2 separate regions of the Homo sapiens genome follow, and region 2 is linked to region 1. The links are chromatin contacts, found by Hi-C or POLR2A ChIA-PET in ENCODE. All regions are on one chromosome and are shown on one strand. The core of a region is the stretch at or near the end of the contact, and the rest is flanking DNA. Distances in the headings are between cores, read along the strand shown. Region 1 holds the start of ARL14EP (ARF like GTPase 14 effector protein). Region 2 holds the start of CAT (catalase).

Evidence for each region. Hi-C counts contacts between places; a loop is a spot of excess contacts on that map. ChIA-PET counts read pairs that join two places held with the same protein, here RNA polymerase II (POLR2A). Pooled maps may share reads with other maps.
Region 2: a loop to region 1 is called in a map of CD8-positive, alpha-beta T cell, with 13 times the contacts of the local background. The contact joins the promoter of CAT here to the promoter of ARL14EP in region 1. A Hi-C loop is called at or near these places in 2 of 168 maps with a recorded cell type or tissue (both CD8-positive, alpha-beta T cell) and 8 of 50 pooled maps. POLR2A ChIA-PET finds 5 or more read pairs at or near these places in 1 of 52 experiments (OCI-LY7).

Annotation. Positions count from the first base shown.
Region 1 is chr11:30,320,488-30,326,039 of GRCh38, forward strand. ARL14EP (ARF like GTPase 14 effector protein) reads left to right here and starts at 2,617. Exons shown (of 4, transcript NM_152316.3): 1 at 2,617-2,715. It overlaps ARL14EP-DT (ARL14EP divergent transcript), which reads right to left and starts at 2,459. Exons shown (of 2, transcript NR_187437.1): 1 at 2,431-2,459. RefSeq lists silencers at 1,003-1,062, 2,717-2,846 and enhancers at 2,279-2,884, 2,397-2,646.
Region 2 is chr11:34,435,538-34,441,089 of GRCh38, forward strand. CAT (catalase) reads left to right here and starts at 3,397. Exons shown (of 13, transcript NM_001752.4): 1 at 3,397-3,542. The coding sequence starts at 3,477. LOC105376622 (a long non-coding RNA gene) reads left to right here. Exons shown (of 3, transcript XR_931180.3): 3 at 709-785. RefSeq lists enhancers at 3,210-3,259, 3,430-3,729.

The DNA.
Region 1 (5,552 bases), core at 1,367-3,866:
TCACTTGGAGGTACATTTGATAAGTTTGAGAAAACTTAGCGTATTCAGTATTTAAATTCTTATCTCTGTTCTCCCTAGCCCATTCCTCCTTTTGACCTCCCAGTTATCCAAGCTAGAAACCTGAAATAATTATTTACTACTTCCTAACCTCTATATCTAATCAGTTAAAAAATCTGACCAATTCTTACTTAACTTCTATCATCTCTATGCCTTTTAAATGTCCTTCATTTAGGGTTTCTCAATCTTGGCTCTACTGAAATCTTGAGCCAGTTAGTTCTTTGTTGTTGGAGGAGGGAGGTTGTCCTGTGCATTGTTAAGTGTTTAGCAGTTACCCTGTCCTTTACCCCTCTAGATACTAGTAGCACCCCTTGCTGGTACAGCCACAATGTTTCTAGACATTACCAAATCCAGTGGGAGGAGGTGAGTGGGAGGGAATCACATTTCAACCCATAGAGCCACTGCCTCACTTGATGGAGGCCCTCTTCTTAATCATCTGCGTTAGGGCAAGAGTTTCCACCTGGCCCTCTAGCCCAGGACCGCACCTCTCTTCTATTCTCTACACTCCTGATAGTTTTACAGTTTTCACAGGTTAAAATTCAGTATCTCTAATATGGCATAAAAAGGGCATTATTTGTTACCTATGCGCCTTTCCAGCTTTCCACTCTACCCATACTGAAAGGCTTTGCAGTTTCCTTAGGGATGGATGAAAGGCGTAAGAAGTGTTAACTATAGACAGTAACTAAGCTAGTAGCTTATGAGATAAATGCAAAACTCCTAGCATATTTTAAATATAGAATATGAGTAAGCATGTACTTTGTGAAACATAGGCAGGATTATGTAAAATATATAGAGTAAGTTAGTAAACTATAAGACATGCCAAAGTTAAATAGAAATATGATGGAATAGAGAGTCACTGATAGCCAAAAAGGGATGGAAAAACTAAGCAATGAGCAATCATGACATCTCTGGGCTATTAACTATGTCACCTCTAAATCAGCCACCCATTGGTCACACTTAGAATAGTCTCATATGTGCTCTGCCCAGGAAATGCAAATAAAACCTGTATCTGTTCAACAACTTACCGAGTAAGCTCTGGCTGTGACCAGGCATACTTCTCTGCGTCTATCCAATAAAGCAGGTGTGTACCATTGGCCCAAAGCACTTTCCACCTGTGGGCCTCCTTGCTGACACCTCACCTCTGGTCCTCGTAAGTATACCACCAGCGGAGAAGGCTGTTGTGGCAGATAGGATATATGAACATTACTTAACCCATGATTCAGGTGATGGCGTCCTTCCACTTGCTTGCACCTTATCCTAAGTGTGTCCACTTACCACAACTCTTTCACCTTTTCACTGGATACTTAAATTGAATAGGCTATATTATTTAATAATCTTAATTTGATCTGTGAGCCTTCTCTGTTTCATTACCTTTAGGATAGCTTGCCTAGTTTACTAGGAAGTCACAATTGCATCAAATTAAGTTCCATGCAGGCATTAATCTCCTCCCAGAACGCTCCTGCTTTAGCCCCTATCATTTTATCCTGTTTATATCCATGTGTTTCTGTTATGACACTTTTCACACCACACTGTGATTAACTGTTTATTCCTCTCTCACTAGTCTGTGAGCTCCTTGGAAGCAGAAATAAATTTTGTTTTTGTCTAATCATTGCTTAACAAAGTGCCAACCACAAAGTAAACAGTAAAAGAATTACAGAATGCAACCTCCTGCAGACACAGTTGAAGAAACTATTCATTGTTTTTTCCTTTCTGTCATTCCCTAGTTCTAGGCATCAAATCGCTTGCCTAGTCGGCGAGCAGTATGAAAGTGGTGGGAGGACCATAGACGCACTGCAGAAAACAGCTTACAGTAGATGCAGAGAATTACTAGCACGCTTGGGCCTTGGTGGGGCTTGTCTTATTTACCTGTTCCTCATTTTTCACTGGGAGTTTAAAACAAGTTTTTGTTTCCCTGCTATCCCGACCTTAAGATAATTAAAAGGCCAAGAATCTTTAAGAGACTTTCAGTTCTCCTGGATTCTAGATAATAAAACCCACTTTAAAAATTAATGAGCACCTATACTGTGACAGACAATAAGGATACAATAAAAATACCATTTCTGTTCTGAGAAAATTTACAAGCATCTTCCTGGAGCCTACATTTTACTCGAAGTAATAGCTATTTTTATAGCTTACAATAAAAGATGCATTTTGGAATATATTTCGCTTGAATTAAAGAAATAGAATGTGAGACCTTAAACAAAGGGTCCGTTCTTCAGATCCTTTTAACTCACACTCTCCTTCAGGGGTCGGGGTATTTGGGTGCAAAAGTTTACTATCACGCACAGGTGTAGAGATGTACAAATACGATCCAATTTAGTGGAAACTGTGTCTTGTAAGAGATGGCCCCCAGGGACCTCCCACATCCCTAACCTCTCGGAGGACTGCAAAAGACAGCATCTGAAGCACCTCTTGCCTCGCCTTGAATCATTTGCCACTTCACACCGCCCCGCCCCTTCCGTCCCCGGAGGCGGCCAGCCTCGTGTCCGCTCTAGGCTTCTCCCGGACGTCTCTTTGTGGTGGCGTTGAGCTCCTCTAGCCCGCGCTTGCCGTCCTCTCAGTGGTAGCGCGGGGACTGGCTGGGAAGCGGTCGGTCGAGTGTGGCCTGTGTGGACTCGCATCTTGCCCGAAGCCGGGCGGAGGAGAGCTCAAGCTAAGGTGGAAGGGGAACGGGGGAGGCCCTGGAGAGGAGTGGGAGAGTGGAGACAGGCCCCTGGGTGGCGAGGGAGCCCGGCGGCGTAACGGGGGAACCCGGGGAGAGGTGGAAGAGGAGGCCCGCACACGTGAGGGGGATTTCCAGCTGCTGGCCGGGGCCTCTCACCCCTACCCCCGCGTAGTTCATCTGCGACGCAACGCCTTGTGTCAAAGCCCAGCACAGGTTCTGCCGCCTCTGACCTCTCTGAGGGTCGTCGCCTGTCCTGTAGGCCCAGGACCTTCAAAGCTACGATTTTGACGTGAACTACTTAGGGTTATTGTGGCCTTGAACTCCGTAGACAGCCTTTATCTCTGCTATTTTTGTTTTTAATTTTTCAAATCAGAATCCTTTCAACCCTGGCCGTTTGAGGCCAAAGGCTAATGTTTATTTTTCCATCCCGGTACCATGAACTTAGTAGGTGCCCACTGGACGGATCTGGTGGTTTTAGTCATTTGTAAATAGCCGTGAACTAAGGAAGAAATGTATGTGGCCTCTTACAGGGTTGGGTTGGGAATCATTGCAGGGTTTGGGGGCACTCTGTTAGGCATGATAACAACAGCTCTAGGCTTGAGTTTCTTCATCTGTAAATGAGAATGATAGTACTTTCCTCAGGGTGGCTATGAAGGTTCCTGAAATGATGTTTGCCCTAAGCACTGTACCTGGCATGTCCTGACTACCACACTTGAACCAAATCTTTTCAATGGTGTTATGGACTATATTTTTGTTTTAAATTGCCTTTACCTTTCTTATTGTACCTAGATCTTCCTGAGGATTGAGACTCTCCTCTTTGCCTTTGGGCCAATTGTCATGTTATAGGTAATCAGTATTTGAAGATGACAGGCACAAAAAGTTCACAGTTGCAGGATGCGTGACTTTTGTAGGCGTATGTACCCATAACTAAAGCTCCTGATTTGGGGAGTAGGGGTAGATTAAATTATATTTTTATTAAATAAGAGATAATCTGGGAAGACGCTGTGTAAGTTGTAAGACCCTATGCCAAGAAAAGCCTTTAATTTTTTTCATAAAACATTTCATGAAAACTTTTTTTATGTTTTTCATAAAAGAGACATCAGTTGACCTAAAAACGAAGTAAATTTTTTGTTTTGTTAAATTTCCTCTAAATGTTACTTTTCCCACTAATAAGGAGACTGGTAACAAACTAAAAAACTATGTTAAGGGAAATTAACATATTGGAACGGGTATTTCTGCATCTCCCCTACAAATTTAGGAAGAAAAAGTGAGTTCCCTAATTAATCCTCAATTCCCTCTGCTGTTGTTTTGTTAGTGGCTGTTTTGCTGTTTTGTTAGTGGTGGGGGGGGTGTTCTGCATTAACACCCCGAAACCCCTGTGATAATGTCCTAGACCTTGCAAGCATCATGGCCGCGTGTGAGTTTTCTCAGCTTCCTCAACCTAATCTACCTTCCTTACCGTTTGGTAATGGGCAGCAAGAGAAAATGCTTAAGAACTCTTTAAAACTACTGATGTTTTAAAGTAAAGCTGGATAATTCCCTGAGCTGGCAGCGTTCAAATTGTATGAGGAGCAAATACTTTTGTTTACTGCCTAAGGTAGTAGGAGAGGTCTAATCAAAGTATTCTACATTTATTTCATTCTCTTTTGATTCTTAGGTAGTGCTACAAAAATATTAAATGTTAATCTTAGAATACAAAACATGCTGTATTTAGGCACTAAAGTAAAGTGATGTCAATCCTAAGGCAGCAGAAAGTCTTAATTTTCTCCTATGCAGAATTTTTAAAAGACAATGTCAGATAAGAAATCTGGACTTAGGAGAGACTTTATTCAAAAGGGTTATCACAAAAGGAGAAAAGGGACTTTTGCAATGGGTAGAACCAAAAGATCTGCAAGAATCTCCAAGGAGTGAACTGTGCTAGAAAGTTTTGGTGTGAGGAAGTAGGATATAAGGGTGGCTTGATCTAATAGTAGATCTGAGAATGTTATTCCTTGGCTCTGGCTGAGAGTTGGCCAAAGCTCAGGAACCTGGGGGAAGGAGAGAAACTAAAGTTTGATTAACAAGTATTTTGTTCCACTTGATCTGTAGGGCCAAGCAGATCAGCAAATTATTCATAAATTCATAGTTGAAGCAAAAAATGAGAATTTGGAGGGTCTTTCTTTTGCCTGGTCATAGGTAAACAAGGGGGGATCCTTGAGTCTTACCTAACTCAAGGGTGGGAGGATTTTTTAAATTATAGCTAATAAGGAGCCAGCACAGGGCTCAAGCAAAATTCAACTTGCCAAAAAGTGTTTTTATTATTTGACATTGAAAAGTATTGAAAACCTGGATTTTATTTATACCATGGTGAATCTTTCTAAAACTGGGGTTTTTGTTATTGGTTTGCTTGTTATCCTATAAGAAGCTGGATTTTTTTTCTTCCATGAAGAGTACTAGGTTTTATATTGACCAAAGTGTTTGGAGCAAATTAATCTTTTCTTGCGTTAAAAGATTATTAAAATAGGAACTGGTAAGATGCTATAACCAGTTTAAATGACAATTAAAAGTAGACATGTTTATAGAGCAGGAATATTGAAATAAATGTGCAAGTGAGGGCAAAATTGGCTGCTTCCACAGTCAGACGGAAGTCCATTGAACCTTCAGCAGATAGAATTTACAAGAATACAGACAATTATTTTGCATTGCTGTTGGTTATCTACAGTTGACAGTTGTAAAATAGCTCCAAGATGCTGAAAGAATCAGACTTCCCATGTAATCAGAATGTGAAAACCTGAAAGGCTGTGCTCTCAACAGTGCAGTTTTCTATTGAAGCAGATGTTTTTCTCTGTCC
Region 2 (5,552 bases), core at 2,147-4,646, 4.1 Mb after region 1:
TTGCTCTGTCACCCGGGCTGGAGTGCAGTGGCATGACCCCGGCTCACTGCAACCTCTGCCACCTGGGTTCAAGCGATTCTCCTGCCTCAGCCTCACGTGCAGCTGGGACTACAGGCAAGAGCCACCACGCCCAGCTAATTTTTGTATTTTTAGCAGAGACAGGGTTTTGCCATGTTGACCAGGCTGGTCTTGAACTCCTGACCTCAAGAGATCCACCTGTCTTGGCCTCCCAAAGTGCTGGGATTACAGGCATGAGCCACCAGGCCTGGCCTATGTTTCCTTTTTTTGCAAACACCAGATCAGTAGCGTGGCACGTAAGGCCGAGGCGGGAAAAGGCACATCCATGTTCTTCTCCTTAGCATAGCTCATGCTATGGCCATCACCAGACACCAGAGGACATCTGGGTTGCCTCCTCCCAAGTAGGCAATTATTCATATTAAAGCGGGAAAGATATGGTGCAGCCAAATAGGCAGAGCAGAAGGTATGTGCTGCTACTGCATATAACACCACTGCTACTTTTTAAAGCAAATCCCACCTTCTTCTTTGGCTTGCTCAAGCCTGTTCCACAGTGAACAGGAGTCATGGAGCTGTGGTGATGTTTATTCTCTTCTCTTAAAGCCAACAGCCAATACTGAATTGTAACTCTCTTTGTTTCTTGTTGTGTTCTTTTCTCTTCCTTTTTGCCTAACTCTGAATTTACCTCACAAGGCCACTGTGAAGAGAATGAAACTGAAATATGTAGAACATTCTCGGCCTCTCTGAGGATGGGTGGAATCAGAACAGAGTAATTACCCCTTGTGCTGTCTTGTATGCCTGTCATCCAACAACACATGATGTTCATTCTCTCCATTCTTTTCTTGCAATACTGATGAAATAAAATTTGTCTATAAAGATTCCTAGCTGAGTACTCAAATGTTTTTCTTGAACATTTGTTACATGGTCTACTTTGCAAGCTTGGTTTCAAATTTGTTGATACCAGGATTAATAACAGTATGTCTTGTGCCAGTATATTTTATTTTCATTGAGTTCTGAAAATTGACTTCAGAGAACAGCATTTTTAAAATAACATTTTTATTTATATCAATAAAAATACCCATGAATTCATATGACTAAAATATTAAAACCTAGAACCCAATTTGTTTACCTAACCAATCACTTGCAATTACCTTTAGGTAATTGTATTGGTTTGGTTTCAAGTATTTTTTAACTAGGGCTGATTTTAAGAAGTGTTTTCATTTAAGCTGTAATTATAGTCGATAGAACTTCCACCTAATATGTGACTTTTTTTAATTTTTAATTTTTTTGAGATGAAGCCTCACTCTGTCACCCAGGCTGGAGTGCAGTGGCACAATCTTGGCTCACTGCAACCTCCGCCTCTTGGGTTCAAGTGATTCTCTCGCCTCAGCCACCTGAGTAGCTGAGACTACAGGCGTGTGCCACCACGCCCAGCTAATTTTTGTATTTTTAGCAGAGGTGGGGTTTTACCATGTTGGCCAGACTGGTCTCGAACTTCTGGCCACAAGTGATCCGCCTGCCTCGGCCTCCCAAGGTGCTGGGATTACAGGCGTGAGCCCCCGCACCCAGCCTCCTATGTAACATTATAAATTTATTGTCATTACTTGTAAGCCTGCCCTTTATTTTAAAATACAAGATATGACAAGATCAGAAACCAGTCTTGTTTCTCCATTTCTTTCTCTAGAAATAATTCTTTAGGAATTCAAATCCATAGTAACAAAAACAAAGGAAAAAAAAACATGCTTTTTTTTATATAATGAATAAAGGTTAAGAAATGACTCCAGGTCTCTTATTTATTTTGTTGATATTTGTGTTGGTTAGTTAAGAAGATGATTTGCTCGATTATTTCAACATTTATTTATTCAACAAACTGTGGACTTTGGAGATGAACAGCTGAAGCTAGAATCCTGACTATCCCTTAATAGCTGTGTAACTTTGGGCAAGTTATTTAACCTCCCTATACCTCTGTTTCCTAATCTGTAAAATGAAGATAATATTAGTATCTAACTCATAGGGTTGTTGGGAGGGTTAACTAAGCAAATATACAAAAAGCTGAGAATAGTCCCTGGTATATAGTAAGTGCTCAATAAATTATGGATGGGAGGATCCTGACCCACATGGAGTTTACAGTCTTGGCAGTATGGATCGGGCAGGTAGAAAAAGACACCAAATTACACAGCCAACAGCATCTTTATAATTGTTTTTAATATAGGAAAAGTATAGGGTGCTAAAGATCAATTTGTGGCTTTCTTTTCCAATGAACTGCTAAAGTTCCACTTTTATGCCCAAGATTCTTATCATACTTTTGTAAGATCAAGAACAACATGTGAAGTTTCCACTATTATATATCCACCCATTATATGTAGTTGTACTGGAAAAAATTAAAAGCTGATAACTTTTAATTTGAAGATGATGGTATATACTATGTATATATATTAAGGTGCTTAAAGATAAATCCTAGCACCTGAGGAGGTGTAGAAATCATTCAAACTCTTTGATTACAATGACAAACTAGTCAGTAACTTACTAAATATTGTACTATATATTACTAAGTATTTTACTCTTCAACATAGCTTTTTAAAGACACAAAGCTTTTCAAAATTCCTGCTTACCTGGGGGTAAAATTTGGGGAAGCAGATTTCTCCAGTGTTTAAAGAAGCCAATTTGGCAGTGTACCAGAGTTGAATACATTTTTCCCATCACAAGGGAATACATTTTTCCCATCTAAGTTAAGTTGTTTTTCTCTGGTAAAGGAGGAAATCAACACCCATCTGTACGGAGATAAACGTTTCAGAGTGTTTTTATATTAAATAATTAGTATACTAGTCTAGTAAGTGATAATCCACGAATAAGTTAAGAAGAGCTAAGAAAGAAAAAGAAAAGCATCCATCCATCCTTTGGTTGCAAATAATACTTACATTAGCGTATGGCAAAATTTAATTTTGTACAGAGTAATTTAACCCAGGATTGCTGACTTTTTAAGAGCTGAGAAAGCATAGCTATGGAGCGCAAGGCCCCACCCAGCAGGGTCTAAGTATTCCGTCTGCAAAACTGGCAGGCCACCAACGGCCGCGTCCCAGGGCGGCCTGAAGGATGCTGATAACCGGGAGCCCCGCCCTGGGTTCGGCTATCCCGGGCACCCCGGGCCGGCGGGGCGAGGCTCTCCAATTGCTGGGCCAGAGCGGGACCCTTCCTTTCCGCACCCTCCTGGGTATCTCCGGTCTTCAGGCCTCCTTCGGAGAGCCCTGCTCCGAGCCCATTGGGCTTCCAATCTTGGCCTGCCTAGCGCCGAGCAGCCAATCAGAAGGCAGTCCTCCCGAGGGGGCGGGACGAGGGGGTGGTGCTGATTGGCTGAGCCTGAAGTCGCCACGGACTCGGGGCAACAGGCAGATTTGCCTGCTGAGGGTGGAGACCCACGAGCCGAGGCCTCCTGCAGTGTTCTGCACAGCAAACCGCACGCTATGGCTGACAGCCGGGATCCCGCCAGCGACCAGATGCAGCACTGGAAGGAGCAGCGGGCCGCGCAGGTACACTCTGTGCTCCCCGAGCGGGCCCGAAGGTCCGTTTAGAAAGCGGGGGCGTCGGCAAGTAAAGGCCCGGCTTCCCCCGGGGCGGCGCTTGGAGGGACTGTACCGCGGCTCACTGGGCAGGGGGGATCCCCTTCGGTGCAGACGGACTTTTACATTCGCCGAAGCAGGGGAGGGGGGTCCGGGTAGTGGGGCGCGGGACTGCAGGCTTTGTTGTCCGCGACAGGCTCGGGTGGTTGCTTCAGAATTTTGCACTTTTGCCAACTGGGACAGAGGTCGCAGCTTGAGGACAGATTGAGGGCTCATGGGGAAAGAGGCAGAGAGCTGCAGCTGCAAGGAAGTCAGTGAGGGGAGAAGTGGAACCAGGCTCTAATGGTGCCCTTCTTGAAATACTGTTTACACGCTTTCATAGTTGTGGGGTCCCAGCAGGGCAGGGATTGTGTTTTACAATCTTGAGGTCTCCAGCACCAGTCACAGTGACTGGTACGTACTATGCACATTATTAAACGACTAAATAAAAGAACTTTTACATTCATTGTCTCATTTGCACTTCAAAATGTCAAGCCTAGCATTTTAGAGCTGGGGGGTGACATTAGGGATTGATTAATGCGTTTATTCTATTCTTTGAGCACCTGTAGGTGCTAGGCACTGTTCGGGGCAAGGTGTACAAATTCCAGTGCGGCAAGAACAACACCCTTGAGAAGCTGAGAGTCTAGTCTGGGAGACGAGACACATAAACAGATGATTACACTCCAGCGTGGTGAGGGCTCTAATAGAGGTTATCTGTAGAATGTAGAGGGAGTGACCAGGTGGGCCGGACAAAGCAGGTGACATTTGAACAGGAATTTTTTTAAATGAGTAGGATTTTAACTTGGTGGTGGGGGAGGCATTCCTGGCCTGTGCCCACGGCTGCAGAGTCTCAGAGGGCATCTATGAGGAGGTTGGATTAGATGAGACCACATCTGGTCTGAGTCTACTGTTGGCAGATTGGCCCAGGGAGTCTAAAGGTCTTGCCCTGTTCCCTGGCTGCTGGTTAATGGTAGACAGAGGACTGCAGCCCTGTTTTCCCTATTCTGCCTAGTGCTCTTGCTCAAAACTCAGGTTCGTGAACTGGGGTATTAATGCTAAGTGCTCATGGATTGCTTTAATGGTTCCCTGTTTGGGAAAAGGCTGCCATTCTCCTCCAAGGGCCTGGAAAATCTCCCCTCTTGGCCCTGTTCTTTGTTATATACCATTAGGTTGGTTCATGAGCTCTTAAAGTAAACCAGAGAGAGGTAGAGTCTTAGTAAAGGATGTGCCACTACTTAGTGGCAGAGACAAGGTTAGAATTCAGCTTCTTGGACCCAAGACTCTTTCCTTACCCAGTGGGTGCAAATCCTGGTTCACACTGAAGTTTTCATGAATACTCGGTGAATTGAGAAAAGTGTGGACAAAGTAGTGAGATTTTTACAAAACAAAATATTTTCTTTTTCTTTTTCTTTTCTTTTCTTTTTTTTTTTTTGAGACGGAGTCTTGCTCTGTTGCCCAGGCTGGAGTGCAGTGGTATGATCTCCACTCACTGCAAACTCCGCCTCCCGGATTCAAGCAATTCTCCTGCCTCAGCCTCCCGAGTAGCTGGGATTACAGGTGTCCACCACCACACCCAGCTAATTTTTGTATTTTTAGTAGAGATGGGGTTTCACCATGTTGGCCAGGCTGGACTGGAACTCCTGACCTCAGGAGATCTGCCCGCCTTGGCCTCCCAAAGTACCGAGATTACAGGTGTAATATTTTCATTTTTAAAGGACTCCCCTTTATTCTGAGACTAGCTGCCTTCTTCCTTGTTTGGGAGAATCATGAACTGTTGAAGTCCCTGCTGTTGATTTACCTTACATAGTTGCCCATGTGAGAAATGGCTGACTCCAAAACACATCTATAGTTGGGAGGCTCTTAATTGAAATACAGCCATCCCCTTTGTCCATGACATCTCAGGGCACTGTGTACATCGTCCTGATTGGCAGTCACATTGAT